Regions from separate parts of the Homo sapiens genome. Here regions 1, 3 and 4 are each linked to region 2. Evidence: chromatin loops called from intact Hi-C (ENCODE). Cell type or tissue: IMR-90. All regions are shown on one strand. Region 1 overlaps PLD5 (phospholipase D family member 5). Region 2 overlaps SDCCAG8 (SHH signaling and ciliogenesis regulator SDCCAG8). Region 3 overlaps CEP170 (centrosomal protein 170). Region 4 has its middle 21 kb from the start of MAP1LC3C.

Region 1 (8,000 bases), 870 kb before region 2:
CTGATTTGTTCCAGGCTTGGGTTGGGTTCCTTTTTTTACTGCTTTTCCTCTCATCAAAAAGGAAAAATTCACATCTTCTTGTATGGTTAGGCCTAGAAAGGGCTGGAATAACCTCCAGCAAAGCTAAATACTTGTTCTAGAGCAAATTCATCCCCAGGAATATAATTTGTGCTGATGGCCTAGGGTTCTGATTTCTTAGAAGAGTCCATGGCATTTATCAGGCTCGATGGCATCAAGGAGTAGCTGTGAATCAACAGAGTCCCAGAAAAACACACACATTTTCACACCCTCTGGAAAAAGTCTTTTAGGATAGAGAAGCCAATATGGCAGGCAAATTAGGTGCCCACATGAGAGACATCTGGCCAAGATGTAGCTCAATGCTTGCATTGAGTAGGTTCTAGACACCCCTTTAAGGGGTTACATGAATTCAGTAAGTGAATACTCTGAAACTCTGGAGTGTTTAACACCTGTCCCCAAGCTGGAATAAGCCAACATTGCCTAACGTGGATTCTCAGTTCATCATCCCATCCTGAGGTCCTTTCTCTAGAAACACTCAGCCACATCGTTTTGACTCTACCTTGGGCCATGCCCACTTATCCTTCTCCTCTCATGGGAAGAGGCGGCAACATCTACTGCAGTGTGACCAGGAAAAAAAGCATTGTCTGCTTTTTTCCATTAGCCTTATATCTGTGCACAAGAAATCCCCTACCGCAGCATCAATGAAGCGTCTCCCTTTCTTCTACCTGTTCTGCAAGGTGCAGCGTTATTCTTTCCTCCTTCAGAAAGAGTTCCCTGACATCCTCAACTTACAGCAATTTATCTTCTCTATGACTGTCACTCAACACTGTCCTAAGCATTTAACATTGAATCATACATTGTCTTCAGACACTTCTTGGATGCCACTGGTTATTTTATTGTTTATTTTTAGGTATCTTACCATCTAGCCAGATTGTAAACATGTTATTCCTGTATCAAATTCTTTTTTTTTTTTTTTTTTTGAGAGGAGTGTTGCTTTGTTGCCCAGGCTGGAGTGCAATGACACGATCATGGCTCAGTGCAACTTCCGCCACCCAGGGTCGAGTGATTCTCCTGTCTCAGCCTCCCAAGCAGCTGGGATTACAGGTGCACGCTGCCATGCCTGGCTAATTTTTTGTATTTTCGTAGAGACAGGGCTTCACCGTGTTGCCCAGGCTGGTCTCGAACTCCTGAGCTCAGGTGATCCACCTGCCTCAGCCTCCCATCGTGCTAGGATTACAGGCTTGAGCCACCGCGCCCAGTCTAAAATTCTTGAATGGCAACCTACTGGCTGTAAGGTAAAACCGAGACTACTCTCCATGGTATTTAAGGTCCTTCATGAAAGACCTCCTTAAAGTTTCCTCTCCCACCATGCTCCTGCTAGTACCTTATACTTCAGTCACAAAGAACTCCTTGCAGTATCCTCAAGTCACCGTGCTCACCAATACCTCCAGGCCTTTGCACACAAGACACTCCATTCCAGGGATGGTTTTTATTGTTGTCCCCACGGGGGCTTCGGCTCAGTCCTCAATGTCTGCGCCATCTCCCTTGACCCTCCCAACAGGGCTGAATGGCAAGCTGAAGGCTAGAAGTACATTAATCACGGGGGCGCACCATCCTTATGTCTGTGTCAGGGCCCTGCACAAATCTAAGCAGATGTAGAATCAGTGCTTTTTCGGCAATGAAAAATGTTCATACAGTGTACTGGCATTTTGGACTTTTTTTTTTCAAATAAGTTAACCTAGTGGAAACAACAAGGGACTAGGAGGAAGGATTTCTGAATAATCATCTGCCTGTTGAGTCAACCAGGATTCTAGTGATATGAAAAATTGTTTGGCACTTTTATTATCAAAATTGTTACACTTTTCAGCTTGATCTTGTCAGAACACACTGAATTACAATCACCTCACTGATACCTGGCCTCACAAACCATCAGCAAGAAAGTTAGGAAGTTCTGGAGAGTGAGAAGCAGGAAAAAACTTGGACTTTTCTATAAAATAGTAGTTCGTATACCTTCATTAAAAAACGTGGACATCCAGGCTGGGCACGATGACTCACGCCTATAATCCTAGCACTTTAGGAAGCTGAGGCGGGTGGATCGCTTGAGCCCAGGAGTTCCAGACCAGCCTAGGCAACACGGTGAAACTCCATCTCTACAAAAAATAAAAAAATTAGCTTTGTGTAATGGCGTGTGTCTGCAGTCCCAGTTACTCAGGAGGCTGAGATGGGCAGATGGCTTGAGCCCAGGAGGCAGAGGTTGCACTGAGCTGAGATTGCGCCACTGCACACCAGCCTGGGTGGCCGAACCAGACCCTGCCCCCCACCCCTGATGTGGACATCCGGAAAGCCAGTCCTTTCCTCTGCACCCCCTAGGTCCTATCTTCCCACACACCCCTAACAACTAAAAATCCAGGTACAACAGTGAAAAGTCTGAGACCAAGCAGGTAAAATGCTCAGCGGAAGGCTATTCCCACTCTTCTGAACATGGAAAGGTGAAAGGAAAAAGACAAAGGAAAAAGAAATCCCTTTACAAATTTCACGATTGTCAGAATGTTTGTGGCCCCCTCCACATTCGTATGTTGAAACCTAATCCCCAGCTCGATGGTGTTAGGAGGTGGTGTTTTTAGAAGGTGACAAGATCAAGAGAGAGGAGCCCTCATGAACGGGATTAGTACTTTTATCAAACATGACTAAGGGAGATTGCTTGCCCTTCCCCCAGGTGAGGACACAGGGAGAAGGCACCATCTAGGAACCAGGAAGCAGGTCCTCCAGGCATCAAATCTGCCAGTGACTTGATCTGGGACTTTCCAGCCTCCAGAATCGGGAGAAATAAGTTTCTTTGTTTGTAAGCTACCTAGTTTATGGTCATTTTGTTATAGCAGCCTAAATAGGCTAAGACAAAATGCATATAAGTAATACCTATTTCATTTAGTGTTTTCTTATGAGCAAATGCATTTTATCTTTTTAATGAAATTTTTATTGTACCCTTAGAAGATCTTTGAAATGTTTTTGAGAAGCCCAACAAGACATCATTACCTCCCTACACAGTGTATTCATTATTTGCCTGTTCAAAATTTTCAAATGCTCATCCTGCATTCACGAAAAGTGTACCTGCCATTCCAAAAAGGTAGTCCCTAGAGATTGGAAGCTCCCTATGGCCACTGCGACACCCACTCCCTACTATCACAATGTAGGGCTCCCCTTTAGGATAGAATTTAGAGAAAATGCAGAGACATAGGCTCCTACTTATCCCATAGCTGCAGAATGACACCTGTCCACCCCTCTCTCATAAAAGAAACAAGAAAAGTGTTGTGAACTGCTTATCTTTCTTTGTCTCTCCCAACACCAGTTTTAACCCCTAGTCCTATCTTCCTGTACTACCTATGTATTTTTGCCTGGCCATTGGATATGTTTAGCCTCACCCACTCCTTCTCAGCCTCACAGTTGCAGCTAATTCAGGCAGCAGGGCTAGGAGAGCTCAACGTGCGCTGGTGATTAGAGACCCTTTAAAAGAGTCACATGGACAAGATGATACTTTCAAATTTAACTTCAGGCTGGCTGCGGTGGCTCATGCCTGTAATCTCAGCACTTTGGGAGGCCAAGGTGGGCAGATCACTTGAGGTCAGGAGTTTGAGACCAGCCTGGTCAGCATGGTGAGACCCCTGTCTCTACTAAAAGTACAAAAATATTCGCCAGGTGTGGTGGCGGTCACCTGTAATCCCAGCTACTCGAGAAGCTGAGGCAGGAGAATCGCTTGAACCTGGGAGGCAGAGGCTGCAGTGAGCCGAGATCATGCATTGCACTCTAGCCTGGGCAACACAGCAAGACTCCGTGTCAAAAAAAAAAAAAAGGCAAATTTAATCTCAAGCAAACCCACTCAGTCTAACAGTCATAAAGCATGTAGGGATGGCTTTCAGCTTCTAATACTGTTTCAAAGGTTTCTGTTTCAATAGACTTAAATTGATGTTGGCAGAGGAAAAAAAAAGAAAAAAATGAGGTCAAGGCACTGAGAAAAAGAAACCATCACTTTCTAAAACCACCCAAGATTGCTAAGCATTTGCATATATGAAAAGAGACACAGGGGAAAACATATTTCATCTGTAAAATGTTTACATTAATTTCTATTAAGGTATTATGAACTACGAAATCATAAAAGAGTTTCTAACGCTGAAAAGTGGCTGTAATAGAAAGGAAATTAAGGAGAGAGTGGTAAAATGTGAGTGCCCTTAAGTAGGGTAGCAGCCATTGTAGATCAGAGTGTGTTCCAGGGTCTAACATATCTAACAGAAAGCTTGAAGTTTGTTTCCCAGACAAGCCTGAATTACAGAGAGAGCTGACCGGATGCCCTGAATCTTTGCAGATCGTCACAGTTTACCCTTTCCGGTTCTATCCCTGGGACCATCTATTTCTTTTCTTCAGCTGTCAGGAATTATGTATGTGCCTGTTCTTCTTTTTTACCACAGGAGGGAGCCCCAGCACAATCAGGGTATAGTTCTCCAGCTTTTTCTCCAAGTGGAGAAATGACTTTTTAATCACCTGTTAAAAATACGGGCGTAAATGCCTCCCAGCAGAAACGAATGTGATCAATCAGTTGTTCAAAATAAGCTTCAGAAGCTGCCCTCCAACTCAAACTGCTCAAGTTTTTCACATACATCTATGTGTGCATGGAGTGTGACTGTTATGTTTATTCTCTTTTACCTATTTTAATGCCAGAATTTGCAAATCATTTGAAAGGCTTTATTTAGATGAAGATAATCCAGATGCAAATTCTAAGCATTAAGATACTTGATTTTTTAACTAATGACTTTCATCACATGGAGCTCACTGGATTGATTTATACCTGAATTAAAAGCAACCTGTAATTTATCTTCTACGCCCCAATTTTTTTGACATAAAGGACCGTCCCAAGTAAGAAGTCTTCTGAGGCAGGTTGCCAAAGAGATTTAGTGATGGTGAAACAAGCAGCTTAATGAAGTGAAATCTCCTTATTAACCTTTGACCAAAGTCACACCTGTACCCATTCCTTGTTTCAGGTCTTACACACCTTAAAGGCAGCAGCCAGGTTCAGTTCTAATTTGCCTCTGAAGAATTCAGTGCAAGCCTGTTTAGAAAAGTGATTATCCTTCAATTTGTAGGCAATGAAGTAGGCGCTTATATGGACTCCCAGAAGGCATCAATCAGACATAGCACTTGTCCCAGAAGGGAGCTTCATGCCCAAATCAATACAGGAGCTCACTTTATATGGCATTTCTACAAGGCTGTGTAAGGTGTCTTAAAGTCAAATGCAGCTACAGCCATGAGGGAGAAAAGAGATCTGATCAACAGAAGTGTCCCAAAGATGGTCCTTGAACCGCAGTTATGTAAAGTTCCACTCTGTCCAGGCAGGTGTGCTACACCAGTTGTGGTGCGGGATAGAGCCGGGGTGGGGACAGAAGGGCCAGCTCCCCCCATGCCACTGTGCCCCAGGGCAGAGACCTAGGAGTCCAGGAATTCTAAATTTGAACCTGTCCTTCCAGGACATTACAAAGAAATACTTCACAGGTAGAAGGATGGGAACATATTTTATTTAAGAGTGTGTCAGCTTGATTTATAAGCTTCATATATTTAGGTACATGGAATTTTCTCCTGACCCCAACCAAGGTTGGAGTGGATCTGTTCCCTCCCCTCCTTACTCCGCCTTGCAATCAAAAGCATGCATTAGTTTGGTTCCATTCAGTGACTCTGAGCTGGGTTTCTGAGGGGATGAGAATGGTAGAGACCTTCAGATAAGGCTTGCTAGCCACTGGCTACAGGTGACGATTTACAAAGTTTTAATTAATTCAGATTAAATAAAATTTAAGATCCAGTTCCTTAGTCACACTAGCCACATCTCGAATGCTCAAGAGTCCCATGTGGCTGGTGGCGACTGGACTGAAAGGCACACATTTAGAACATGCCCATCATTGCAGAACTTTCTACTGGACAGTGCTGCCCTAAAGAACTCTAAAAAGAAAATAAAATCTGTTTAGATTTAAAGTGACTGAAACACCTGCAGGCTGAGTGCGCAAGTCAGCAAGCAAGTTTGCATATTTAGAATTACTGTGTGAGCTGTCCATGATTGATATTAGGCATTATAAAAGGTATCATTTGTTTGGTGATGGTCTATATCAGAGACTGCAAACTGGCCACCTGAGGGATGAATATTGGCTTCTGCTGTGTTGTGAACAAAAGGTGGGGAGGACTTCATTAAAATCTAGTTTTCTGATTTCTTTTGAAACATCAGAAGATCTGGCCCCTGTGAGACTGCATTTCCACGCTGGAACACAGACCTGGAGTCCAGAAGCAGCTTTCTTTTCAGAAGGAGTGAGTGCTCTTCAGGTTACCAAAATCCCCGCCCGACACTGCGTCCGTAACACTATTTCCTAATTCCTTCCATATGCGCAGTTGAATGGGAAAACAAGAATGTCTCTAGCTTTGCAAAAAGGAAAATCTCTATGATAAAACATGACAAAAGCTGCCGAGAACACTCTCGCTTATTCTGTTTCTCTAAATAAATTCCATCATCCACTTATCCAGGGGGTCTCTGGGCTCCCTGTCAAACCGGAGAAGCCACGTCTCATGTTAAAAAACATATGTTTTCATGTTTTGTGGTGATGGGAATTCCTAGTGAACTCGAAACAGACAATGGTCCAGCCTATTGTAGTAAAGCTTTTAAAAATTTGCTTGATCAGTGGCATATTAAACATATTACTGGTATTCCTTAGAGCCCACAAGCCCAAGCTATTGTAGAAAGAAGTAAGAGAACTTCAAAATTACAATTACTTAAACAAAAAGAGGGGGATAAGGAGTTGTCTACCCCTCACATACAACTAAACTGGCATTGCTCACGTTAAATTTTCTTAATATTCCTAAATCTAGTTCTGTTACTGCTGCCGAAAAACATTTCTTTGGTAACCATCCTACAGTAAACCGAGGAAGAGAAGTATGGTGGAAAGATCTAATATATGGTCAAAAGTTTCTATTTTAACGTGGGGAAGAGGTTATGCTTGTGTTTCCCCAGGTGAACGTCAATCTCCTGTTTGGATTCCTGCTAGACACCTAAAATTGTGTCCTGAAAATGCATGCAACAACAAGACAGAGAAATTTGCTGAAAAAGCACCACAGCAAGAAACAACTAACACACCCAATCATCAAAAAGAAGAAAATGACCACGCTAACTCCTTTACAACAGACAATCCAGTCAGACATCCTGAACAACTTGTCTCCAGCGATCCAGGTCCGGCTCAACCTCTGCCTCCTCCTGGTTACACTGATCCTTCTACCCTCTGTCACTCCACAGACTGTTAAAAACTATACATATTGGGCCTATATTCCTTTTCCTCCTCTTATTCAAGCCATGACAGGGATGGACGCTCCTATCGAGGTCTATGTTAATGACAGTATTTGGATGCCTGGTTCTGTAGATGATCGTTGTCCTGACCAACCTTCAGAAGAAGGAACCCCTTTCAATATCACTTTAGGTTTTAGGTATCGACCTTTGTGCCTGGGACCCACTAATGGATGTCTCTCATTAGATATTCAAACTTGGGCTGTCACACTACTGTCTGGTCACTCTGTCCCTCCTTTAGGACACATGGTATCGGGGCTCTCATTAAAACCTCTGAGGCAAATCAAAACAGGAATCACTGATTATATTCACACATTCCAATATAAGCCTTTAGGACCTGCATGTCCTCTCAACTTGTCTTCAAATGCTGACAAATTAATATGGAAAGATTGTGTTAGCTCAGAAGGAACTGTGTTATTTAATTCTTCTCACTACACCATTGTTGATTTGGCTCCCAAAGGTCATATTACTAATGATTGCTCTCAAGGTCACAAAGATTGCCAACATTTTCTCTATAATATTACTTATCAAAAAAGTAGTGACAACCCTCCCCTATTATATTGTACATTTAACTCCTTTTTTCCTCTTAAGTGGAAAGGGGCAGGGGTTGCCCCTCCAA
Region 2 (8,000 bases):
CATAGTGCCCCATAGGTACTTTTCCAGCCCATGCCCCCCTCTCTCCTCCCCCAAGTTGTCTGCAGTGTCTGTTGCTGCCACGCTTATGTCCATGTGTACACAATGTTTAGCTCCCATTTATAAATGAGAGCATATGGTGTTTGGTTTCCTGTTACTGCATTACTTTGCTTAGGATTATGTCTTCCAGCTACATCTATGTTGCTGCAAAGCACATGATTTCATTCTTTTTTATGGATGTATACATTCCCTGGTGTATATGTACCACATTTTCTTTATCCAATCTGCCATTTATGGGCACCTAAGTTGATTCCATGTCTTTTTTTTTGAGATAGAATCTTGTTCTGTTGCCCAAGCTGGAGTGCAGTGGTGTGATCTTGGTTCACTGTAACCTCCGCCTCCAGATTCAAGTGATTCTTCTGTCTCAGCCTCCCGAGTAGCTGGGATTACAGGTGTGCACCATCACGCCTGGCTAATTTTTGTGTTTTTAGTAAAGACAGCGTTTTGCCATGTTGGCCAGGCTGGTATTGAACTCCTGACCTCAAGTGATCCACCCGCCTCCGCCTCCCAAAGTGCCGGGATTACTGGCGTGAGCCACCATGCCCGGCCTCTATGTCTTTGCTATTGTGAATAATGCAGTGATGAACATTTGAGTTGATGTATCTTTTTGGTATAATGATATATATCCCTTGGGGTATATACCCAGGAATGGGATTGCTGTGTTGAATGGTAGCTCTATATTAAGTTCTTTGAGAAATCTCTGTTAAACTTTAAAATTGTCACCAAGCCAAGGGCTTGCTTCCCTATGCACATAGAAGCCAATGCTACGGCACTGGCTTTTAAGAAAAGAAAAGGCTTTATTGCAAGTTGACTGGCAAGGAGGCAAGAGGCCACACTCAAATCTGTCTCCTCGTTCTGCGGCAAGATCAGGAAGATTGGTTTCAGAGGTGTTTCTAAGTAGCCCCAGGTGATACCAGTGCAGCCAGTCTGCCAGGGTGGTGGTAATCACAATGAGGAGGTTAAACCTCTCATGTACCCCAGAAATATATGCATCTACTATGTACTCAACAAAAATTAAAAATAAAGTAAAAACAATTAGGAGGTTAAAGCTTTTTCCCATTGCACATGCCTGGACTACATGACTTGCAATTTTGGCTCAGTGCTATCTGTAACAACTTAAACAATGGTTAATCAGTCTGCACTAGTCCCTTGGTTACAAAATCTCTGGTGTTACGGAATTTCTCCACCCTGATCACTGTTAAATCCGTAGCATCTTGCGTAGATCTCAACACATAATAAATAGGTACTCAGTAAATATCCACTGAGGAAGGAAATTGCAACTCAGTTCTCACTAGCACTCTACAGTGCCTTTATTCTTATCTTTCCAGCTTACCTACTTTGCCAGCAAAAGTACCCAGTGAAAATTAGGCCCAATCACACTTTTTTTTTTTTTTAATAGCTAGTTCAAGCCTCCCAAGCATTGCTAAAGGAAGTCATTTAACAAAGCCACTTAATAGCCGGGCGCAGTGGCTCACGCCTGTAATCTCAGCACTTTGGGAGGCTGAGGCAGGCAGATCACGAGGTCAAGAGATTGAGACCATCCTGGCCAATGTGGTGAGACCCCGTCTCTACTAAAAATACAAAAATTAACTGGGCATGGTGGTGTGCGCCTGTAGTCCCAGCTACTCGGGAGGCTGAGGCAGGAGAATTGCTTGAACCCGGGAGGCAGAGGTTGCAGTGAGCTGAGATCACGCCACTGCACTCCAGCCTGGCAGCAGAGTGAGACTCCATCTTAAAAAAAAAAAAAAGCCACTTAATGAGTTCCACTGAAGAGTAATACTAGTCACCTTCAGTGGTTGTAGGTACTGTTGAACAATTCTTTTCTCTGCAGTTGAAGACCTTATATACTCTAGTCAGGAACTCCACTTTCCTCACTTTTCCAACTCCACTGCTGGCACGTCACTTTCTTCGGATGACCTACTTCTCACTTTACTAAGATTAGGACCAACTGACAAGAGCCTCCTCAGCATCTTCTCATCCCTCGAATGTCTCCTCTCCTTATTTCTCCTTTCTTTTCTGGCCCTCTTATTTCCCAAGATGAACATCTTTCTCCCCGTTTTTGATGTCTCCCACTTCTATGTCATCACATTTTTCTTGCATCCTTTATCCTTTTCTCTCCACTGTTTTTCCCCCTCATCCTGCCCACAGCCTTTGTTTAAGTAAACAAAAAGCAGCTTTCCTGTGATCATCTTTCACTTCGTTTATTACCGTCCATTCCTCATTTCACTGGCAGACATCTCACAACAGTTGTCCACCCTGGTAGCTTTCCTTTCACTTCTGAGTGCATCGCAGCCAGGCTTTGAACAAACTGTAGCCTGATTTTATGTTACTGAAGTGCTCGCTTCATGATCACTGGTCACTTCCTGATTACCAAACCCAGTGACCTCATCTCAATCCTCATTGGACTTAAACTCTATAGATTTGGAACCCTGTTAACTGGCCTATCATAACATACCATCTCTTTCCCTTGATTTAGCTGATATGTTACTCTCATGGGTCCACATTGTACCATTCTTGTCTACTCTTAAGTCTCTTTTAACTTGTTTCTTGGTTTCCACAAGTCTTAAGTGTGGACGTTCCTCAGAGTTAGTTCCCAGCCCTCCTCCCATGTTGCCTTGACTTCCTGGGATTCATTTCTCCTCACGTGGCCAAATATTACCAGTGAATACACCCACATTATGCCTTTAGCTTTAACTGCTCTCCTGAGCCCCAGCCCTACGTGTTTTGCTGCTACTAGATCTTTTTTTATGGATGATACACTGCTGGCGTCTGAAACTCTACACAACCAAACCGTTCATTGGCTCCGCCTTCCCATCTACCACTCCTTTTCTTTCTACCATTTTCTCTATGATCGTCTTCAAACAAAGGCATCACCATCTTCACCGCAGTCCTGGCTTGCATTCTTTAAAACATCTCGGTTCTTCCCTATGCTTGCTCTTGACATTCCATCAGTTCCCAAGGTCTTTCTCTCTCTCTTCAGAGTCAAATTTCTATTTAACTATGCCTACCTTTTCATTCTTATACCACTGCCCTGGTTCAAGGCTTCACATCTTCACATGCTTTTTTTTTTTTTTTTTTTTTCAGAGACAGGGCCTCACTCTGTCACCCAGGCTCAGTGGTGCGGTCATATCTCACTACAGCCTTGCACTCCTGAGCTCAGCTGATTCTCCCTCCTTAGCCCCGCAAAGTGCTGGGATTACAGGTGTGAGCCACCGTGTCCAGTGGTATACTTCACGTATTCTTATACCAAGTATGCAGACAATTACAATAGCTTTCTAATTGGTTTCCCTCAAATTTCATCTAATTCCAGCATACTTTTCACAGTGCTCTCATAACATTTATAGTTCCTGAGTTATAAATCTCCCTGTTTAGGTAGCTCCCCTCTTGCAGTAGAATAAAAGACAAATCTGGCCCCATTCTAACTTTGCTAGTCTTCTCTTTCACTCTACTCTTTCATGTCACCTTCACTGTTTCCAGAACATGACCTGCAGTTGGCCATTTTCATTGATTTGCACATGCTGTATTTTTCTGCCTTGTAATAATCTATGAAGTATCTGTTCAATCTATGAGGCTCAACTCAAGTGGCAGTCTTCCTGAAGTTTTCCCCAGCCCCTTCTTGTTTGAATTAACTTCTTTTTCCTCTGTATTCCTGTTGATGTGGTGTATAATTTTGGTAGTTGTTTACACAGTTTTCTCCACCAGAAGACCTTGAAATCAGGTCTGTGACATCTATCATTGTATTTCACACATGACCATTTACGTCTTAATTAACAATAAATGTTTGTTCAGTGGAAGTCAATTATTATTAATGTGAAATTTGTAATTAATTTTTTAAAAAATTTAATAACTGAGAGCAAGCAACACTATTGTTCATTAGGAATCTATAGCATTTTCAGTAAATTAGTAATAATGAATGCAAGGACAAAATGTATTGCAAGTCTAGTACTTTTTATCTAGAAGGTATGTTGAAACACACTAGAATTTTTGCTTTCTAAGTGCATTAAAAAGCCAGGTGGTATACATATTTTAATTTAAAACCCAACTACTTATATTACTGAGTGATGAAATGGTTACTTGGTTTAGTTCCTTGACGTTTGTTGCCATCTAGTGTGGCATTTGGGTATCACATGCTAAATAGAAGGAATTATATATTTACATTCTTTGTGGCAGTGAAAATGCCTGAGGATTTTATAAGAAAATAAATATATAACTTGAGAAGTATATAATGCCATGCAAACATTCTTGTGTGGAACTACCTTGGATAAACTCCCTACTCTCACCACTTTCTAGGTCTCTGATTTGGGCAAGTTACTGAATGTCTCAAAGTACCAGTTTCTTCAATTGAGTGATAAGAACCAATTAAAATGTATTGAGAGGGTTAAATAATCCATGTATACCACTTAGCAAAGTATCTGGCACCTAGTAGGTGCTCAATAAATATTTTTGTTTGAAAATGGAAGTTATTTCAATTGGTGATAATTTTAAAAGAGGAAAAGAATTCACCTGGGACTAAATGGAGAGAAAAAGTAGAGGCTTGTGCAGTCACACCTTGATAAAAAGCTACACGAAGCAGATGAAAAGGTTAACCAGGCCTTAGGCCTGCCTGCTTGTGTTGGAAGGGAAATTGTTGAGAGGTATGTGTAAAGGCCTGAAGGCACAGGCTGTGGCATGAAGTTACCATAAGCATATCTGTAATGATATAACCCTCTAAGGAAAAAAAAAATTTTCTTTTTTACTCATAACAACTTGAACAAAGTATGTATTTCCAATTTGCTAAGACCTATCCTGCCATATATCTTTGTGGGTAAGTGGTGTGAACTTTTTAAAAAAGTTAATTATTATGTATACATAATAATTGTACATATTTATGGGTTACATGTGATATTCTGAAGATTAGTTTTTAAAACAGCAGCCTGGTAGGTTGAACAAATATTTACAAAGACTTTTTCTCCCTTTTCAAATATCCAAATTATTCTGTTTCTTGGATTACAGGGAGTCAGAAAGGCAGGAATTAGAAACCTGGATTAAAAATAAAATCAGAAAAGCATTGACTATTTGGTTATAGTCACAAGGATAGAAAATAACGCTTCTTGATTTGCACATTATCTGTCCCAAAAGAAGTGTAAATATCTTGAAAAATGGTACATAGGGATAGACTGATAAATTTCTGGTTAGCAAGGGTTTATAAATTAAAATCAATAGTTTGCATTATTCATAAGTTAGATGTTTGAAATGTGTTAATCTTTTTAATTTTGTGGGCTTTATTCATAAAAATAAAAATGTTTGTAAGCTTTAAAGTTTATGTTCAAAGGTGTGAGCTGTATATTTTTCATAAGATCTTAATTCCTTAGTTATGAATTATTCTGTCACAAAGATTTCTTGAAAACTAACCCTAGCAGTTGGGAAGGACTTTTATATGATCTACAATAGGTTTCCTGTTTTAAAATTTTAGTTGACTAGATATAAATTTTGTTTTCGAAAATATTTTGACTGCCTAAGATAGTAGTGCCTACCCTTTGGCTTAATAAAACCAGGACTGGGAATATCAAGTCCAATAAACTGTGTTTGAAAAAAAGTGTTAATATGTCAACACAGAATGACCACAGCTAAAGAAATTTCCCAGAAAAGAAAAGGTACCTTCAGGAATGAGTCTGCTGGGTGGGGGGAATGTATAATTCCCCAACTTCTCAAGACCTACAGCCATTTCCACCAAGGAAAGGGCCGTGTTCAGGGAAAGGGAGAGAAGCCAGGACTTGGGAACTACTGAGAGAAATAACAGCCGCAGGCCCCAAATTAACTTTGTCACCTATAAAGATCTATCATTTAATGGTAATTGCCTGTTTATAGCATTCAGTTACTATAAAATTATAATTTATAATTTTATAGAAATTAAAATTATAATTTATAATTTTATAGAAATTAAAATTATAATTATAATTTTATAGAAATTAAAATTATAATTATAATTTTATAGAAATTAAAATTATAATTTATAATTTTATAGAAATTTATAATTTTATAGAAGTTAAAATTATAATTTATAATTTTGTAGAAATTAAAATTATAATTATAATTTTGTAGAAATTAAAATTATAATTTATAATTTTGTAGAAATTAAAATTATAATTTATAATTTTGTAGAAATTAAAATTATAATCATTTGATGATAGTTGATTGTTTACTGACCTAGCCTTTGAGAAGTCAGTTATTATGTCTTTACTGAATGGTTATAGGGGTACTCAATCGACAGGGATTCTGAAACTAGGAGAAGAAACTCTAGAATTAAGAGAGAGCTTTAATGGAGATAGTGTATAAATAATTGTTTACTAGACCCAAATCTTTTAGTATGTGCGGTCCAGTGTGAGAGAGTTATCTTTAGAAAGAATAAATCATTTTTCTGATTCCAAGTGTTACTACGCTTTTCTGTTTTCTTCACTGTGACCGGACATATACGTTAAAATCAAAGCAAATAAAAGTAAAAGCTATTTTTGTTTGTTTGTTTGTTTTGTTTGTTTGTTTTTGAGATGGAGTCTCGCTCTGTCGCCCAGGCTGTAGTGCAGTGGTGCGATCTCAGCTCACTGCAAGCTCCGCCTCCCGGGTTCACGCCATTCTCCTGCCTCAGCCTCCTGAGTAGCTGGGACTACAGGTGCCCGCCGCCACACCCGGCTAATTTTTTGTGTTTTTAGTAGAGACAGAGTTTCACCGTGTTAGCCAGGATGGTCTCGATCTCCTGACCTCGTGATCCGCCTGCCTCAGCCTCCCAAAGTGCTGGGATTAAAGACATGAGCCACTGTGCCCGGCCTTAGAAGCTATTTGATAATATGGAATTGTTGGTTACACGCTAAGAGACATCAGTAACCAGTTTTTTGTTTGTTTGTTTGTTTTGTGTGTTTTTTGGGGACGGAGTCACACTCTGTTGCCCAGGCTGGAGTGCAGTGGCACCATCTTGGCTCACTGCAACCTCCGCCTCCTGGGTTTAAGCGATTCTCCTGCCTCAGCCTCCCTAGTAGCTGGGATTACAGGCACGCACCACCTGGCTCAGCTAATTTTCATATTTTAGTAGGACGGGGTTTCACCATGTTGGCCTGGCTGGTCTCAACCTCCTGACCTCAAGCAATCCACCCGCCTCAGCCTTCCAAAGTGCTGGGATTACAGGCGTGAGCCACCACGCCCAGCCAATAACCAGTTTTTAACCTAATATTTTTATTCAGTGTTTTGTTGCCCATTACTCATCATCAGCCATTGGTGGTGGCCATTCCTAATAGAGAGAAGACCATCCACAAAACCAAGGCCTCAGCAGTGGTTTTGTTTACATGATTTTACAGCTTCTCACTTTGTGCTTTTCACTGTATCATCCTATCTTGGCATTACACCTCTTATCCTGCCAGGATTATTTACTGTTGCTTGTTCTTTAGTTGACTGAGTTCTTTGAATTGATTCTGTAGGTGCCTTTCATGGTAGCCTGGTTTTAGATCTTCAGTCTCTTCTGCTGTTCCTATACTTAATGATGATGACTCCTGAGTTTTTGTTCAGTTGAAAACTTTCTGATTGGATATATTGGTTTATATTAAGTAAGCGTTTTGTCTATTCATACCAGTAGCATTCATGATATCAGGGAGAGTTATGAACATTTACTCAATTCATGTGAAATATTTTTCACAAGAGCAATTACATTTTGAATCACAAAAGTAACTCATTCATATTTCAAGCTCCAAGGGCTTAAATTATAGAAAAAGTATGCCTTTTCATTTATTTTAATATCTAATTTAAAATTTCCTTTTCCAGGCATTCTCGGCTGGAATTTTGACTTGGGACTAATTCCCTAGAAGAATCACTTTTTACTCATTGTATTTGTTTATTAGTTAATCTGAGACAACTGAATTTTACCTTTATATTTTATGCCTGGGAGCATAGAAACTTTTCAGAAGAGACCAAAAGAAACT
Region 3 (8,000 bases), 180 kb before region 2:
GTAACTCGGGTTTACTGAAGAGGGACTCAACCTAGTACAATATTCTGAAATAAAACAAAAAGAAAATAAAGTTTATTCAATGAAATGTTTAAGTAATTTTACTGGGTCTGAGTGAATGTATAATCATGTTAGGTAAAATTTAGTTAGAAAGCTGAGAAAATAATATCTTCAACATTTTAAATGTACCAGAAGAATTGTGTATGTCTTGCCACCAGGACGATCCTTAAGGTTTTCATCAATAAGGATGATTTCATTTACAGTTACATTTGATCAATGTGGTAACAAAACTCTACACAGATTGATGAAGTATCATTTATTAAGTTAAACAACACATTGAAGGAAAACAAACAAAAAAGTGACCATTAAAGAATCAGATTAAAGAATGTGACAAAAAGCAAATGAAGAAAATATTATTAGCACAGTTTACCACAATTAAATTTGTCAAAAAGGCTAGCCATTTTTGCCTACTATTTAGGATTATCTTGTAAAATTGAAGAAGCAGAATAATCAATACCAGGGGCTGGCAAACTTTTATTTATAAAGAGACAGATAATAAAACCTCAGGCTTTGCAGCCATACAATCTCTGTCTCAACTACTCAGTTCTGCCCCTGTAGCAAAGAAACAGCCATAGATGATAGTTAAATAAGTGTGGCTGTGTTCTAATAAAACTTTATTTATGAATACCAAAATTTGAATTTCATGTAATTTTCATGTTGCGAATTAGTATTCTTTAGATGTTTTTTCCTGCCATTCAAAAATGTAAAAACCATTCCTAGTTCTTTGGTCTGTATTAAAACTGGCAGCAAGGCCAGTTTGCCAACCTCCAAACACAGAAGTTCATTCTTTTAAATGCCAATCCTTTGCTTACATTTCTGCCCCAAATCAAAGCAGCCAACATGGCCAAAGAGTACCATTAATTTTGTATTACATGTTAAAGGTGCTGTCTGGAGCAATGTTATGCAAATGGTGCCTCCTGGAGTTATACTGTAAGAGGCCCTGATATTGGATGGGTAATAGTCTATACATGGTAACTTGCATTCCAGACTTTATGAAAATGTTCTGAATATGTATTTATATGTGTGTATATTACATATGTATTTCAATTTTTCAAAATATCTTTATGTGTATGTGTTTGTATTTATCAACAGAATTATTAAAGCAGTGAAACTGTAGGATTTTTCTCTTTGTTATCAGAGTATCTTCTAGTTAACTAGTGATAAAAATATTTTTAATTGGAGCATTTTCATAGTCAAACTTTATAGAAACTTTATACCATCATTTATCAAATTTTGGGTTGCTTTTCAAAATACCATTTATATTCATGTTTCAAGTGAAGCTATGGACCAAGAATTAGCAGGCAAAATGCTGTTTCTAAAGAATTTTCCAGCTTCGTGTTAATAGTAGACCAAATGTTAGCCTTCACTAGTTTTGTTACAAAAACATAAAATAAACTGTTAAAGCAAAGTTGGAAAATGCAGAGCTTCATGCAAACAGGGAGGGTGGACATAACTGAAATAAACTAAGCAAAAAGCTAAAAGCAAAAGAAATAAAGAAAAGAAAGAACCTTATGCATTTCTCCATGAAGATCTCCTACCTCTTCTCTAGTGTCTATGGCAGAGCCAGGGGTGGTGGCAGCAGTGCTTACTGTGGTACTAGGGGCAGTGCCTGATGAAGTCACTGAATCTATCTCTCCTGCTACATCGTTGATCTCCCGAGCAATGAGAGCAAGATCTTGGCTGATCCTGGTAATAATTTTAGAAAAGAAGTTTAATCCCTTTTAAATAAACAGCTCTAAAAACAATCATTTATGAGATAATCAGTCATGTAAGTTGTATATCTAATTAAATATTTGTACCCCAAATTAACTATTAACTATTTTGATAATCAGTCTTAAACCTTAATTCCAAAATTAAGATTAATGAAACTAAACTCCAAATAACCTACAAGATATCACCTTGAAAAATGTACTTTAAAAGCCCTTGAGTAGAGCTATGCCCTTAACACACACTGTGTTAATGACTAGCATTAATACATCACAGGGGTCTTAAACTTGGGGAATAATGGATAGAATTCAAGCAGTTCATGAACTTAAATGAGAAAAAACAATTACAATGTATTCACTAACCTCTAAGTGACGCTTAGCATTTCTTTCAATTATAAATACAGGCAACAAATCACAGTGGTATTAGCAATACTGGTGATTTTTGTCATCAATAGAGATCACATTACAGTTGCTACGGGTATATTTAAACATCATTTATGGTCATCACTGCTTCAAAACTACTGAAGTCATTAAACACACAATAATAACATTTTATTTAATGTTAATAAAGAACCATAAATTACTCTTACTTTCAAATATTTTGATAACTGAATTTCAATATAATTGGATTTCTTTGTAATTCTTTTATGTTTACACCTGAGAAGGGCCCTACAAGCTTCACAAAATGGGCAAAGGGGTCTACAGTACCAAGAAATTAAGAACCCTGCACTCTTTCGTAGAGCACTTTACACTATGCACAGCACTTTCTAGTACATGTTATGTCACTTGAGGCCCACAAAGTTCTTTTGAGGTAGGATTCATCTGACTTTATCACAATCTCAGAGAACCTGAATGGCTTGCTCATGATCACACCTTTAGATGTAGCTAAGGCAGGACTGGATCCAAGCTTTAGTACTCATTTCCATAAAGCCATTTGCATTTTTACCTACATGGACTGAAGAACTAAATAACTGTTACCTGTGATAATCAAAGGTGAAAATAGAGATTTTTCTTTTAGAGTTTTTTTTAAGAGGGACAAACTTACAAAACCTACCACTGATATTCTTGTTTTTTGAGAAACATTTCATTTCAATAAGACATTAACGTTTTCCAAGCTGCATCTACTGCCCATAAACTCGATGTGGCTATTTCCACAGGGAAGGTTTTGGAATGACAGAATATTATTAAAAGTATATATGAAAGTTTCTGCAACTTCAAAATCCAAAGGAAATACAAAGTAACTTAAAAAGAAAAAAAAAAAAAAGAGCCTAGGAGGTCTGGTTATATTGCCCAGGCTGGTCTCGAACTCCTGAGTTCAAGCAATCCTCCGACTCAGCCTCCCAAATAGCTAAGATTACAGACACATGCCTGGCTTAAAGTAACATTTTTTAAACTTATGCAAAATGTGAGTTTGAAAGACTTTCAAGCACATTAGTAATTACATAAAAATTTAGATTTAAAAAGGGAACTAAGTTGAAGTTTATGGACCAACAGAACCAATTTATGGTCAATATATAAACTTTGTAAAAACGTCAGTTAATTCCTCATTTATTTATCAACACAAAGAGGCAGGAAAAACACCAACAAATATTTACTGATTGCTTATGATGTGCCAGGCACTGTGCTAAGTCCTAAAGACTACAGCAATGAAGAAGCAGACAGGGTCCTTGTCCCCATGAAGCTTAGAATACACAGAAGGCACCATTATAATATGATGAGTACATTATAAAGCAGCTTCATAGTCCTCAACTCATTTAATTCCCACAACCACTCTGTAAGAGAAGTATTAATCATCTTGTTCTACAGATGAGGAAAATGAGGCACAGGAGAAGACATGCGACCATTTTTTTGGCCAAGGTCACACATAGTTAAGTGCCATAACTAGATCTTTTCACTATGTCATGCTACATCTCACATGATTGCTCCATATATAATTTTTTAAAACATATTAACTGTTGATGTGATTCTTTTGAAATGTGTTTAAAGTGTTCCCTTATATAATATAGCAAATCCTTGCAATTCCCCAAAATAAATGAACTAGAATAAGAAACAGAATAACCAAGCTTAATGAGATAAAATACAGATAAGCATCATTGTATCCAAAACTCTATTTTTCATTAAGGATTTTTTATGCAGACGATCTGTACAATGAAGTTTCTAATATTTGTGGAAAACAGTATAAATTAATTAGAAAAAACATGGACAACAGCAATCTCCACATGTGATATAGTAAAATATGTATTAAAATGAGCAATTCTTAACGTATATACAACATATATTGTTGATTTGAAAACCTAATAGATATTTTCACATTTAATTCCATTTTATTACAAAATATGGATAAGAAAATAGTGCTGAAGGAACAAAACAGAAGGGTTCAGTTCTCTAGCATTAGTCCTAGTCTTTATGTTTTCCCAAGTGTCAGAACCACTGACTCAATTTCAACAATTCTGTAGAAATAAGTATGCATTACTTAAGAAAAAATGGTGAGATAACATGAGAAATGTACTTTAAGTCATAAAGTTTATAATTTTCCTATGTAAATTATCTCAGTCATAACACTTTTTTTTCACTGAAGGGTTGTATACTGGAAAAAATAATTGTACATTTGGGTATATTGGAAGATTAAAGGATATATTAAAAATTAGAGTTCTAGTTATGTGTATACCCAATTAAACACACAATCTTTGCAAGATTATATATTATTACAACTATAGTAGAAACAAACTATCAGACTTCATTGATTTAAACTGCCAACAAAACATTGTTTTAAATTAGCTATTTAAAAATTTGCCTTATTATTATTTTTTGAGGTGGACTCTCACTCTGTTGCCAGGTTGGAGTGCAGTGGTGCAATCTCAGCTCACTGCAACCTCTGCCTCCTGGATTCAAGTGATTCTCCTGCCTCAGACTACCGAGTAGCCAGGATTACAGGCGTGCACCACCACGCCCGGCTAATTTTGGTATTTTTAGTAGCAATGAGGTTTCACCATGTTGGCCAGGATGGTCTCGATCTCTTGACCTTGTGATCCGCCCGCCTTGGTCTCCCAAAGAGCTGGGATTACAGGCGTGAGCCACTACGCCCAGCCAAAAATTTGCCCTATTTTTTGATAGCACATTCATTTTCAAACGTTTTTACATGTAAAACTTTCCAGAGGATACACACATGAACCTCTGGAATTAAGTTTCCTTTGATATTACTGGAAAAAAGCAACTGGTGGGCTATTAATGAAGTATACTAGCTTTAGAATCCTAAAACCAAAGCTTATGACCGCAAGTCAAACCTCCTGTTACTTTAACATGGGCTAAGAGATCATAACTGTAATGACTCAGCTTTCAAGAAATAATTTAGTCTAGTTTGTAAATGACCAGAAGTGTTAAAATGTAAAATGAGTTTAAGGAGAGACATTTAAGGGTCATTCCAGAAAAGCTCATGGTTTCCACACTATCTAGAAGAGTTTAGTAAGCAAAAAAAGTTTTGTAAGAGGAAAGAGGGGATATCAAATGAAAGGTACTCAGGAAAACTGGAAAAAGAAAATATAAGGAAAAAAAAGTCTAACGTCAATTATTCTAAGTGAAGTAATTCAGGAATGGAAAATCAAACACCACATGTTCTCACTTGTAAGTGGGAGCTAAGCTGTGAGGATGTAAAGGTGTAAGAATGATATGAATTAGCTTTTAATCCTTGTATAAATTATGAACTCGTTTGGAACACAGGCTCTGTGTTTTAGGTTTATTTGCCTCCCCAATGGTGACAAATATGGTCAGCGATTCATAAAAAAGTATGATTTATAATAGGATGCACCAGGGAGACTTTTAATCTGAACAGAGGTCACGGGAATGAGATTCGCGAAGAACGCAGAAGAGATTAGCGACCCCTCTCCTTCCCAATTCCTTCTAATGGTATAAAAGCCAGTCAGCCAAATAATGAAGAGCCATATTATTTTTAAAGAGTCAAGGATCCTGTATCAGGCCCCAAAATTTCAAAGGCAGGTATAAAGTAAAAATTCATAAGCATGTGGCTAAAAAATGTTTTTTATTTCCATGGGTAAAAACAAATTTTGTTTCATTAAGTATTTGGTTTAGCTTGTATTTTTCCTTCTAAGTGATTACTCACTCATGCTCTCCCCTGCACCTCAAATAGAACAAGTATAGTGGTTCAAGGTTTACAAGGCATGGGAAGAAAAAAAAAAAAAAACCCGAGATATTAGCAAATTAACTTCACTTCATTTAAAATTCTCATTGCTTATACAATGCAGGAAAAAGTACACTTGTAAGAGACCCTATACTAGCACACAGAGGCGGTAAGAAGTCAAGTTAAAAAGTACACGAATGCAGGCACCAACGGGACTTATATAACAGCACATGTAAGGTTTTTACTTTGTGCATGAGCAAAAAGTTCTAGATGTTCCCTAACCAGTGAAGACCAATTGTGAATCCCCCCTAACCAGTAAAGACCAATTGTGAATCCCCCCTAACCAGTAAAGACCAATTGTGAATCCCCCATCTAGAGGCACTCCAGATGGAATGCTCAGTATCATTGGCTACGAAGCATGAATGCTTAGCAAAGTCAAATACATACTTGGAAATGCTATCTCCAAATAAAAGACAGTATTCTTATTACTACACTGCCTACAAATAAAAATACAGTATTTTTATTAGTATATAAAAAAGTACCCAGATGTGGCTTTAATGTGATAAGGCTATAATTTTAAAAAATGTACATGCCTTGTAAATACTTGTAACTACATTTTCCCCTGAAGCCTTTTCCTGGTTTTGGCCCATTATTCAAGATTATTTTTCTCAGCTGTTAAAAGCAATGAACATAACCACATTTATGCTATTCTGCCACTTAACTGGATATCTTCTTTCTTTTTTATTAGACAGCACATAATTTTAATACAGCCTTTGGCTTGTTGTGAAGCCACATCTCATCTTCAGTTCTTCTTGACATGCCTTTCATACAGATGTGTTACCACTGTAAACAGCTCAAGCAGATCTTAAGAAATTCACTTAAGGTTTCCTAGAAATGTGATTCACATGAGTTCTGTATCTTAAACCATGACTTTCAAAATGAGGTAAAATATTGTATAATGAAATCAACATATGCAGGTGTGAATATAAACAAGCAATACTGACTTCCATATATGGATCCTTGAAATGTTTCATTACTGGATGACTGTATCTTATACAGTGAATAATGCTATTATGATAAAACAGAAATACAATTTCTCACATCCTAATTTTTTTCCCAAAAAAATTAACTGTAGCTAGGTAAAAATGGGGCTAAGACAAGGAACTTCTACGTAAAAATTTTTAGAGTTTGACTTAAAAATTTTCAATTTGGAATCTTAAGCATTTAAACTATTCAGGGCCTACTGATAACGAGCTAGGTATCTTTTAAAAAACAAAAGAGGCTGGGCACAGTGGCTCACGCCTGTAATCTCAGCACTTTGGGAGGCTGAGGCAGGTGGATCACTTGAGGTCAGGAGTTCAAGAATAGTCTGGCCAACATGGTGAAACCCTGTCTCTACTTTTACAAAAAATTAGCCAGGCATGGTGGCATGCGCCTGTAGTCCCAGCTACTCGGGAGGCTGAGGCAGGAGAATCCTTTGAACTTGGGAGGTGGAGGTTGCAGTGAGCCGAGATCATGCCACTATACTCCAGCCTGGGCAACAGAATGTGAGACTCTGTCTCAAAAAAAATCCAACAAAACAACAACAACAAAAAACAAAGGAGACATAGACAAATTTGGGAAGACTCTAGGCATCATTTATTCAACAAAATTTATTTGGTATCAGTATCAGCTGGGCGCGGTGGCTCATGCCTGTAATCCTAGCACTTTGGGAGGCCGAGGTGGGCGGATCACCTGAGCTCAGGAGTTTGAGACCAGCCTGGCCAACATGGTGAAACCCCATCTCTACTAAAAATACAAAAAAAATTAGCAAGGCATGGTGGTGTACACCCGTAATCCCAGCTACTCAGGACGCTGAGGCACAAGAATTGCTTGAACCTGGGAGGCAGAGGTTGCAGTGAGCTGAGATCGCGCCACTACACTTCAGCCTGGGTGACAGTGAGACTCTGTCTCAAAATAAAATAACATAATTTTAAAAATTTATTTAGTATTTACAAAGCAATAGTTATGAATGATTCCATGATCTCACAGTACAATAAAGAATAAGAAGTCCAGGCAAGAGGCTCAAAGTTTAATTCATGTATTGATTAACTCATATATTT
Region 4 (8,000 bases), 1.3 Mb before region 2:
AATATCTTCTGTAGTTATGGCATTGCCAGGTGCATTTATATTTAACTTTGAATGTGCTCATGGGCTCAGTAAATATGAATGGATTTGGCTTACTCTCAACCAACAATTAGTGAGAATTGTGCAATATGCAAAGATGTGCTTGATACAGCCTCTTCCCTCATTGGGAAGGTATGAGTGGATCATTTCTTCTCTGTTTATGTTCTCAATTGTGCATCAACTGGGTTATTTGTTTCCAAGCTTCAGAAGCTCTGTTTAAGCCAAGAACACAGCTACACAGCTGGGAATGTTCCTCTCCTGGGTGGAGAGTATTACAGAATGATTCAAATCATGGAATAGCATGTACTTAAAACCATCCAAGGGTGGCCAGACCACCTTTAAATCTCTCTCTTTAAAGTCTTGGCTTTGGTATATGGATTTTTGGTGTTTTGGTGAATAAAATTACTAACACAATCTACTTTGGATATATATTTAGACAGAGTGCTCTGCCTGCCAGGCTGGAGTGCAGTGGTGCGATCTTGATTTACTGCAATTTCCACTTCCCTGGTTCAAGCAATTCTCCTGTCTCAGCCTCCCAAGTAGCTGGGACTACAGGCACGTGCCACCATGCCTGGCTAATTTTTGTATTTTTAGTAGAGACAGGGTTTCACCATATTGGCCAGGCTGGTCTCAAACTCCTGACCTCAGGTGATCTACCCATTTGGGCCTCCCAAAGTGCTGGGATTATAGGCATGAGCCACCGTGCCCAGCCTGGACTGATATATTAGACTAAAAATTTGAATTATAGGCCAGGCACGGTGGTTCACGCCTGTAATCCCAGCTCTTTGGGAGGCCAAGGTGGGCAGATAATAAGGTCAGGAGATCGAGACCATCCTGGCTAACACGGTGAAACCCCATCTCTACTAAAAACACAAAAAATTAGCCGGGCGTGGTGGCGGGCGCCTGTAGTCCCAGCTACTTGGGAGGCTGAGGCAGGAGAATCGCTTGAACCCAGGAGGCGGAGGTTGCAGTGAGCCGAGATCGCAGCACTGCACTCCAGCCTGGGTGACAGAGTGAGACTTTGTGTCATAAAACAAACAAACAAAAACACTTAAAAAATAAAAATTTGAATTATCTTCAAATGTGATGGGGCCATGCGCTTACCAAAAATAAAATAAAATAATAAAATAAAATAAAATAAAATAAAATAAAATAAAATAAAATAAAATAAATAAAATAAACTACTACTGAGGTACACGAAGACCAAACTGCTGCTTGGACATACGCACAATGGGTAAAATGTGCCCCCGCCCTCCACCCGGCTACTGACTCTTTGTTGCCCTCTGCTGTTCCTCATGTTGGCTACATCGAGTTACTGCAAATAGAGCCAACTCTGCAAATTGACCAAGTGACAAATGATCACATTGAACAAATTTCCTGACTGTGGTTTTAACAGCATTGACATGAATGTTCCATTCTCAGTTACTGAAGATGAAATTCTAAACGTTAAAGTTAATGCTTTAAAAAATTTCTCCCCAAATTGGTAAAAATTCGAAGCAAAAATTCTGTTATGAAATAAAACACTTCCATTACATTTCCCAGCCTAAAATTTGGTATTCCATGTGATAGAATTAATTCTAGATAGTTCTTATTTCTTTTAAAATATTTGAAATATTATTTCTATTTTTTCCAGAACACAAACTTTTTTTTTTTTTTTTTTTTTTTTGTCGCCCATGCTGGAGTGCAGTGGCGTAGTCTCAGCTCACTGCAACCTCTGCCTCCTGGGTTCAAGTGATTGTTCTGTGTCAGCCTCCCGAGTAGCTGAGATTACAGGCATGTGCCACCATGCCTGGCTAATTTTTTTTTTTTTGTATTTTTAGTAGAAACAAGGTTTCACCATGTTGGCCAGCCTGGTCTCGAACTCCTGACCGCAGGTGATCTGCCTGACTAGGCCTCCCAAAGTGCTGGGATTATAGGCATGAGCCACTGCACCCGGCCTGAACTTACAAAATATATTAAAAATTCAGCAAGAAATACTCAAAATTGACAAGAGTTTAAAAAGCCATTTTTGATAAGTTGATACATTTGAATGAGATGATTTTCCTGTGTAGCCTCATTTTGGGTTATGATTTGATGTATTTAAGCATTTCCTTTATGTGCAATAAGTCTCATGGCTGCTCACTTAATACAGACACTTCATGTGAGTATAGTAGTTTATGGCTTAAAAATCTTTCTCCTTTTTTTTTGAGTGCAGTGGTATAATCTTGGCTCACTGCAACCTCCACTTCCAGGGTTCAAGTGATCCTCCCACCTCAGCCTCCTGATTAGCTGGGATTACAGGCGTGCGCCACCACACCTGGCTAATTGTTTTGTGTTTTCAGTGGAGACGAGGTTTCGCCACTGTTGGTTAGGCTGGTCTTGAACTCCTGACTTCAAGTGATCTGCCCCCTTCAGCCTCCCAAATTGTTGGGATTACAGGCATGAGCCACTGTGCCCGGTCTCTTACAAATGTTCTTGACACATTGTCTCAGTTGATCTGCACGGCATTTCTGAGAGGTGGTGGTGTTCTTGTCTTTCAACCAGTTAGGCAGGTACCTCCGAGAAGATGAGCAATTTCCACAAAGGCACCCAATTTAGAATATTAGAAACACCAAAAGTTTACATAATTCAGCTGTAATGCAATGTGTATTGGCTAGCATCTGCGGTTTAACACTATTGTTTTATCAAGCCCAGGCGTTTCCATACAAGTAGTACTTGGAACTCTCCCATGGGTCCTCCTCTTGCAATCACAGCATTTGACACTTTTGATTGGATGCTTTTTCATGGTAGCGAATATTTGTTGAGAAACTGTTCTGTATCAGTCACAGTGCTAAGCGTTCCTGTGTATCCTCCACACTCAAGTCTCAACAGTAACCTGCTCACTAACGGATCTCAAATCTGTATCTTCAGCCCAGGGCTCCCTCATTTCCATTTGGTTGCCTAACACCTGCTAGAAGGTGGAAAAAGAGTCGTAGCAAGTACTGCAATCATCTGCCCACTATTAGAATATCTAAATACGAGGCCGGGCGCAGTGGCTCACGCCTGTAAAACCCAGCACTTTGGGAGGCTGAGGCGGGTGGATCCAAGGTCAAGAGATCAGATCATCCTGGCTAACACGGTGAAACCCCGTCTCTACTAAAAATACAAAAAATTAGTCGGGCATGGTGGTGGGAGCCTGTAGTCCCAGCTAGTACAGGCAGGAGAATGGTGTGAACCTGGGAGGCGGAGGTTGCAGTGAGCCGAGATCGTGACACTGCACTCCAGTCTGGGCGACAGAGCGAGACTCTTAAAAAAAAAAAAAAAAAAAAAGAATATCTAAATATTTGTCTTTCCACCTTCTACTGAGTCTGCAAGCTCCAAGAGAATCAGAGGCAACACATTTTTCACTTGACTCTCCCTACAGTCAATTTAACTTTTAACACATAGTGGTTTCTCAATGTTTATTGGCCTCAAGGTACATTGTATCTAGTATGTTTAAATCAAGCCAGGAAGGAAGAAATAAAGTTGGTAATTTGGCCACTAGATGTCACACCACACTTGATGGTCAACAGAAAATTCCTGGCCTATGTTGTTCCAAATTTCACCTCGATTTTAATATGAAAGCAAATCTTGTGTTACTGTATTCATTAATCTCAACCATTTGAAACAAAGTATCAACCAGACTTTTCTTGGTGTTAGTGTCAACTTTTAATTACTCATTTTTATGGGAGGAGACAATGTCTGGGGATAACGTGCAAATAATTTGTAGTTGACTTAGGAATTTATCATGTGACATTTTCCCAGTCTGTTTGCCTTTTTAATTGTCTATGGTTAATATTAATTTGCATTCTGAGAACTGTGTGAGATAAATTAGGTGTAGTGAGGTAGGGATTAATCTGAAATTAACGATTTTATTAAGCAAAATTTTGCTGATGCCATCCTCGAAATTAAGTCCTTCAGTGGATTCCCATTGCTTTTGTTTTTAAATTAAAATAATTTTTTTTGAGATAAGGTCTTGCTATGTTGCCCAGACTGATCTCGAATTCCTGGGCTCTCCTGCCTCACTCTCCTGAGTAGCTGGGATTACAGGTGTGTGTCACCATGCCCAGCCTCTGTTGCTTTTAGAAGCATTGTCCAGGTGTGCTAGCTCATTCCTGTAATCACGGCACTGTGGGAGGCTGAGGCAGGAGGATCACTTGAGGCCAGGATTTCAAGACCAGCCTGGGCAACACAACAAGACTCCGTCTCTAGAAAAAAAAAAAAAAGGAGGACCAATATACTGAATGTGGCCTACCTGGCCCTGCCTGCTTGGAAACCTACAGAGCTCACCCACCTCTCTCCTAGGACATGCCTCCTCCAGCTGTGCCAACCTTTTTTTTTTTTTTTTTTTTTTTTTTGAGACGGAGTCTCGCTGTTGCCCAGGCTGGAGTGCAGTGGCGCAATCCCGGCTCACTGCAAGCTCTGCCTCCCGGGTTCACGCCATTCTCCTGCCTCAGCCTCCCGAGTAGCTGGGACTACAGGTGCCAGCCACGGCGGTGCCCGGCTAATTTTTTGTATTTTTAGTAGAGACGGGGTTTCACCGTGTTAGCCAGGATGGTCTCCATCTCCTGATCTCGTGATCTGCCCACCTTGGCCTCCCAAAGTGCTGGGATTACAGGTGTGAGCCACCGTGCCCGGCCAAGCTGTGCCAACCTTACCTGCGAAATGTGTCAGACCCTTCCCTCCTATTCCATCAGATTTCAGTTCAAGAGTCACTGCCTGATGGCAGATTTCCACGACCTCCCACTGTGCTATTGTCCTATGGCTGCTGTAACAAATCACCCCAAATTAGCAGCTTGAGACAACACACATTCTCTTACAGTTCCGGAGATCAGAAGTCTCAATGAGCCCCACCAGGCTAAAATCAAGGTGTCAGTGGGGCTATGCCCCTTCGGGAGGCTCTAGGGGAAAGTCTGTTTTCTTTTCTTTTTTTTTGAGACAGAGTCTCACTCTGTCGCCCAGGCTGGAGGGCAGTGGCACGATCTTGGCTCACTGCAACCTCTGCGTCCTAGGTTCAAGTGATTCTCCTGCCTCAGCCTCCTAAGTAGCTGGGATTACAGGTGCGTACCACCACACACAGCTAGTTTTTGTATTTTTAGTAGAGACGGGGTTTCACCATTTTGGTCAGGCTGGTCTCGAACTCCTGACCTCGTGATCTGCCCACCTTGGCCTCCCAAAGTGCTGGGATTACAGGCGTGAGCCACCACGCCCAGCTGGAAAGTCTGTTTTCTTGTCATCTCCAGTTTCCAGAGGCTGTCTGCATTCCTTGGCTTGTGGCCTCTTTTCATCTTCAAGACCAGCAATCATATCACTCCAGCCTCTGACTTCTGCTTCTGTGGCCTCATTCCCTTCGCTGACTCTCATGATTCTTCGTCATTTAAGAATCCTTGTGATTACATTAGGCACAGCCAGATAATCCAGGATCATTTCCCTATTTTAAGGTCAGCAGATTAGCATTCCTCTATTTTGTTTTATTTATTCACTCATTGATTTTTTTATTTATTGAGACAGAGGCTCACTCTGTCACCCAGGCTGGAGTGCAGTGGCGTGATCTTGGCCCACTGCAACCTCCGCCTCCCAGGTTCAAGCGATTCTCCTGCCTCAGCCTCCCAAGTAGCTGGGACTACAGGCACCTGCCACCATGCCTGGCTAATTTTTGTACTTTTAGTAGAGACGGGGTTTTACCTTATTGACCTGGCTGGTCTGGAACTCCTGACCTTATGATCCACCTGCCTCAGCCTCCCAAAGTGCTGGGATTACAGGCATGAGCCACCGCACCCAGCCTATTTTAATTTTTAGAGATGGGGTCTCACTATGTTGCCCAGGCTGGTCTCGAACTCTGGGCTCCAGTGATCCTCCTGCCTCAGCCTTCCAAATTCTGGAATTACAAGCATGAGCTACCAGGCCTGGCCAGATTAGCATTCCTAATTCCATCTAGGACCCCAGCTCCCCCTTGCTACATAATGTAACATATTGACAAGTTTTGGGGATTAGGATGTGAACATCTTTGGGGGCCATTATTCTGCCTACCATAGCTACCTAAGTTAAACACAAAAGATTTTAAGTTCTTATAACCACTTGTTACAGTTAATTTCATTTCTTGCTCTTCACTGTATCTCCATTCTCCAGCACTTTGCTCAAATAAATGTCAAATACAGGGTTAGCCAGTGGGAGATACATGGTGATTGTGATAGCGATTTCTTTTTTTTGCCATTTTATTTTTGGTATATCGTCTGTTTTTACATTCTTTTTGTTTTTTTGTTTTTTTGAGACGGAGTTTCCCTCTTGTTGCCCAGGCTGGAGTGCAATGGTGTGATCTTGGCTCACTACAACCTCCGCCCCTCCAGGTTCAAGCGATTCTCCTGCCTCAGCCTCCCAAGCAGCTGGGATTACAGGCGTGCACCACCACGCCTGGCTAATTTTTGTATTTTTAGTAGAGACGGGGTTTCTCCATGTTGGCCAGGCTGGTCTCGAACTCCTGACCTCAGGTGATCCATCTGCCTCGGCCTCCCAAAGTGCTAGGATTGCAGGCATGAGCCACTGCGCTCAGCCACATTTCTTTTTAATTTTTAGGTTTGGGGGTGCATGTGAAGGTTTGTTGCATAGGTAAACGAGTGTCATGGAGGTTGTTCTACAGACTCTTTCATCATCCAGGGATTAAGCCCAGTACCCAATAGTCATCTTTTCTGCTCCTCTCTCTCCTCCCACTCTCCACCCTCAAGTAGACCCCCATGTCTATTGTTTCCTTCTTTGTGTTTGTTCACAAGTTCTTATCATTTAGTCTCCACTTATAAGCTAGAACATGCAGTATTTGGTTTTCTGTTTCTTCGCTAGTTTGCTGAGGATAATAGCCACCAGCTCCATCCACATTTCCACAAAAGACATGATCTCATTCTTTTCAATGGCTGCCTAGTATTCCATGGTGTATCTGTACCACATTTTTCTTTTCTTTTTTTTTTTTGAGATGGAGTTTCACCCTTGGTGCCCAGGCTGGAGTGCAATGGCATGATCTTGGCTCACAGCAATCTCCACTTCCCGGGTTCAAGCGATTCTTCTGCCTCAGCCTCCCGAGTAGCTGGGATTACAGGTATGTTCCACCAGGCCTGGCTAATTTTGTATTTTTTAGTAGAGACAGGGTTTCTCCATGTTGGTCAGGCTGGTCTCGAACTCTTGACCTCAGGTGATCTGCCCGCCTCGGCCTCCTAAAGTGCTGGAATTACAGGCGTGAGCCACCGTACCCAGCCACCACATTTTCTTTATCCATCTGCCATTAATGGACATTTACGTTGATTCCATGTCTTTGCTGCTGTGAACAGTGCTGCAGTGAACATTTGCATGCACGTGTCTTTATGGTACAATGACTTATATTCTTCTGGGTATATACCCAGTAATGGGATTGCTGGGTCGATGGTAGTTCTGCTTTTAGCTCTCTGAGGAATAACGCTTCATGAATTTGCATGTCATCCTTGTGTGGGGCCATACTAATCTTCTCTGTATCGTTCCAATTTTAGTATATGTGCTGCCAAAGAGAGCACGTGATAGCATTTTCTTTTCCTTTTTTTGAGACAGGGTCTTGCTCTACTGCCCAGGCTGGAGTGCAGTGGTGCAATCAGAGCTCACTGCAACCTTAAACTTTTGGGCTCAAGCAATCTTCTGCCTCAGGTTCGTGAGTAGCAGGGACTATAGACACTCACCACCATGCTCAGCTAATTTTTAAAAAAATTTTTCTTTTTGTAGAGACAGGGTCTCGCTATGTTGACTAGCTGGTCTTGAACTCCTGGCCCCAAGCGATCCTCTCACCTTGGCCTCCTAAAGTGTTGGATTACAGGTGTAAGCCACTGCACCTGACTATAATAAAAAATAAAATAGTAAATAAATGTAGTTTATTTCCTTTAACTCCCTTCTCCCTCATTTCTCAGTTGAGTGGACTTCCCAAAGCTCCTTAAAGTCTTGGGGAGCCCTGCCTT

Evidence for each region. A loop is a pair of places that touch in the nucleus more often than their neighbours do. Peaks named below come from ENCODE experiments on the same cell type or tissue, not always from the same donor. Only the 100,000 strongest peaks of a DNase experiment are listed, where the experiment ranks them.
Region 1: it touches region 2 in a loop (30-fold over the local background); 76 of 110 quality-filtered maps call a loop at or near these places.
Region 3: it touches region 2 in a loop (3-fold over the local background); 3 of 110 quality-filtered maps call a loop at or near these places.
Region 4: it touches region 2 in a loop (19-fold over the local background); 15 of 110 quality-filtered maps call a loop at or near these places.

Annotation. Positions count from the first base shown.
Region 1 is chr1:242,450,481-242,458,480 of GRCh38, forward strand. The region is part of intron 1 of PLD5 (phospholipase D family member 5); the gene reads right to left. Among named protein-coding and RNA genes, the nearest start is that of PLD5, 70 kb to the right of the region's middle. In IMR-90, a CTCF peak has its summit at 4,468 (motif pointing right); no DNase peak of the experiment used is centred here.
Region 2 is chr1:243,321,343-243,329,342 of GRCh38, forward strand. All of the region lies in intron 9 of SDCCAG8 (SHH signaling and ciliogenesis regulator SDCCAG8), which reads left to right. Among named protein-coding and RNA genes, the nearest start is that of MIR4677, 21 kb to the right of the region's middle. In IMR-90, a CTCF peak has its summit at 4,163 (motif pointing left); a DNase peak (open chromatin) is centred at 4,169; H3K27ac peaks cover 210 bases.
Region 3 is chr1:243,140,721-243,148,720 of GRCh38, forward strand. It overlaps CEP170 (centrosomal protein 170), which reads right to left. Exons shown (of 20, transcript NM_014812.3): 15 at 1,596-1,743. Among named protein-coding and RNA genes, the nearest start is that of LINC01347, 43 kb to the left of the region's middle. In IMR-90, no CTCF peak of the experiment used is centred here; no DNase peak of the experiment used is centred here.
Region 4 is chr1:242,016,487-242,024,486 of GRCh38, forward strand. It overlaps the pseudogene RNU6-1139P. Among named protein-coding and RNA genes, the nearest start is that of MAP1LC3C, 21 kb to the left of the region's middle. In IMR-90, CTCF peaks have their summits at 1,339 (motif pointing left) and 3,542 (motif pointing right); no DNase peak of the experiment used is centred here.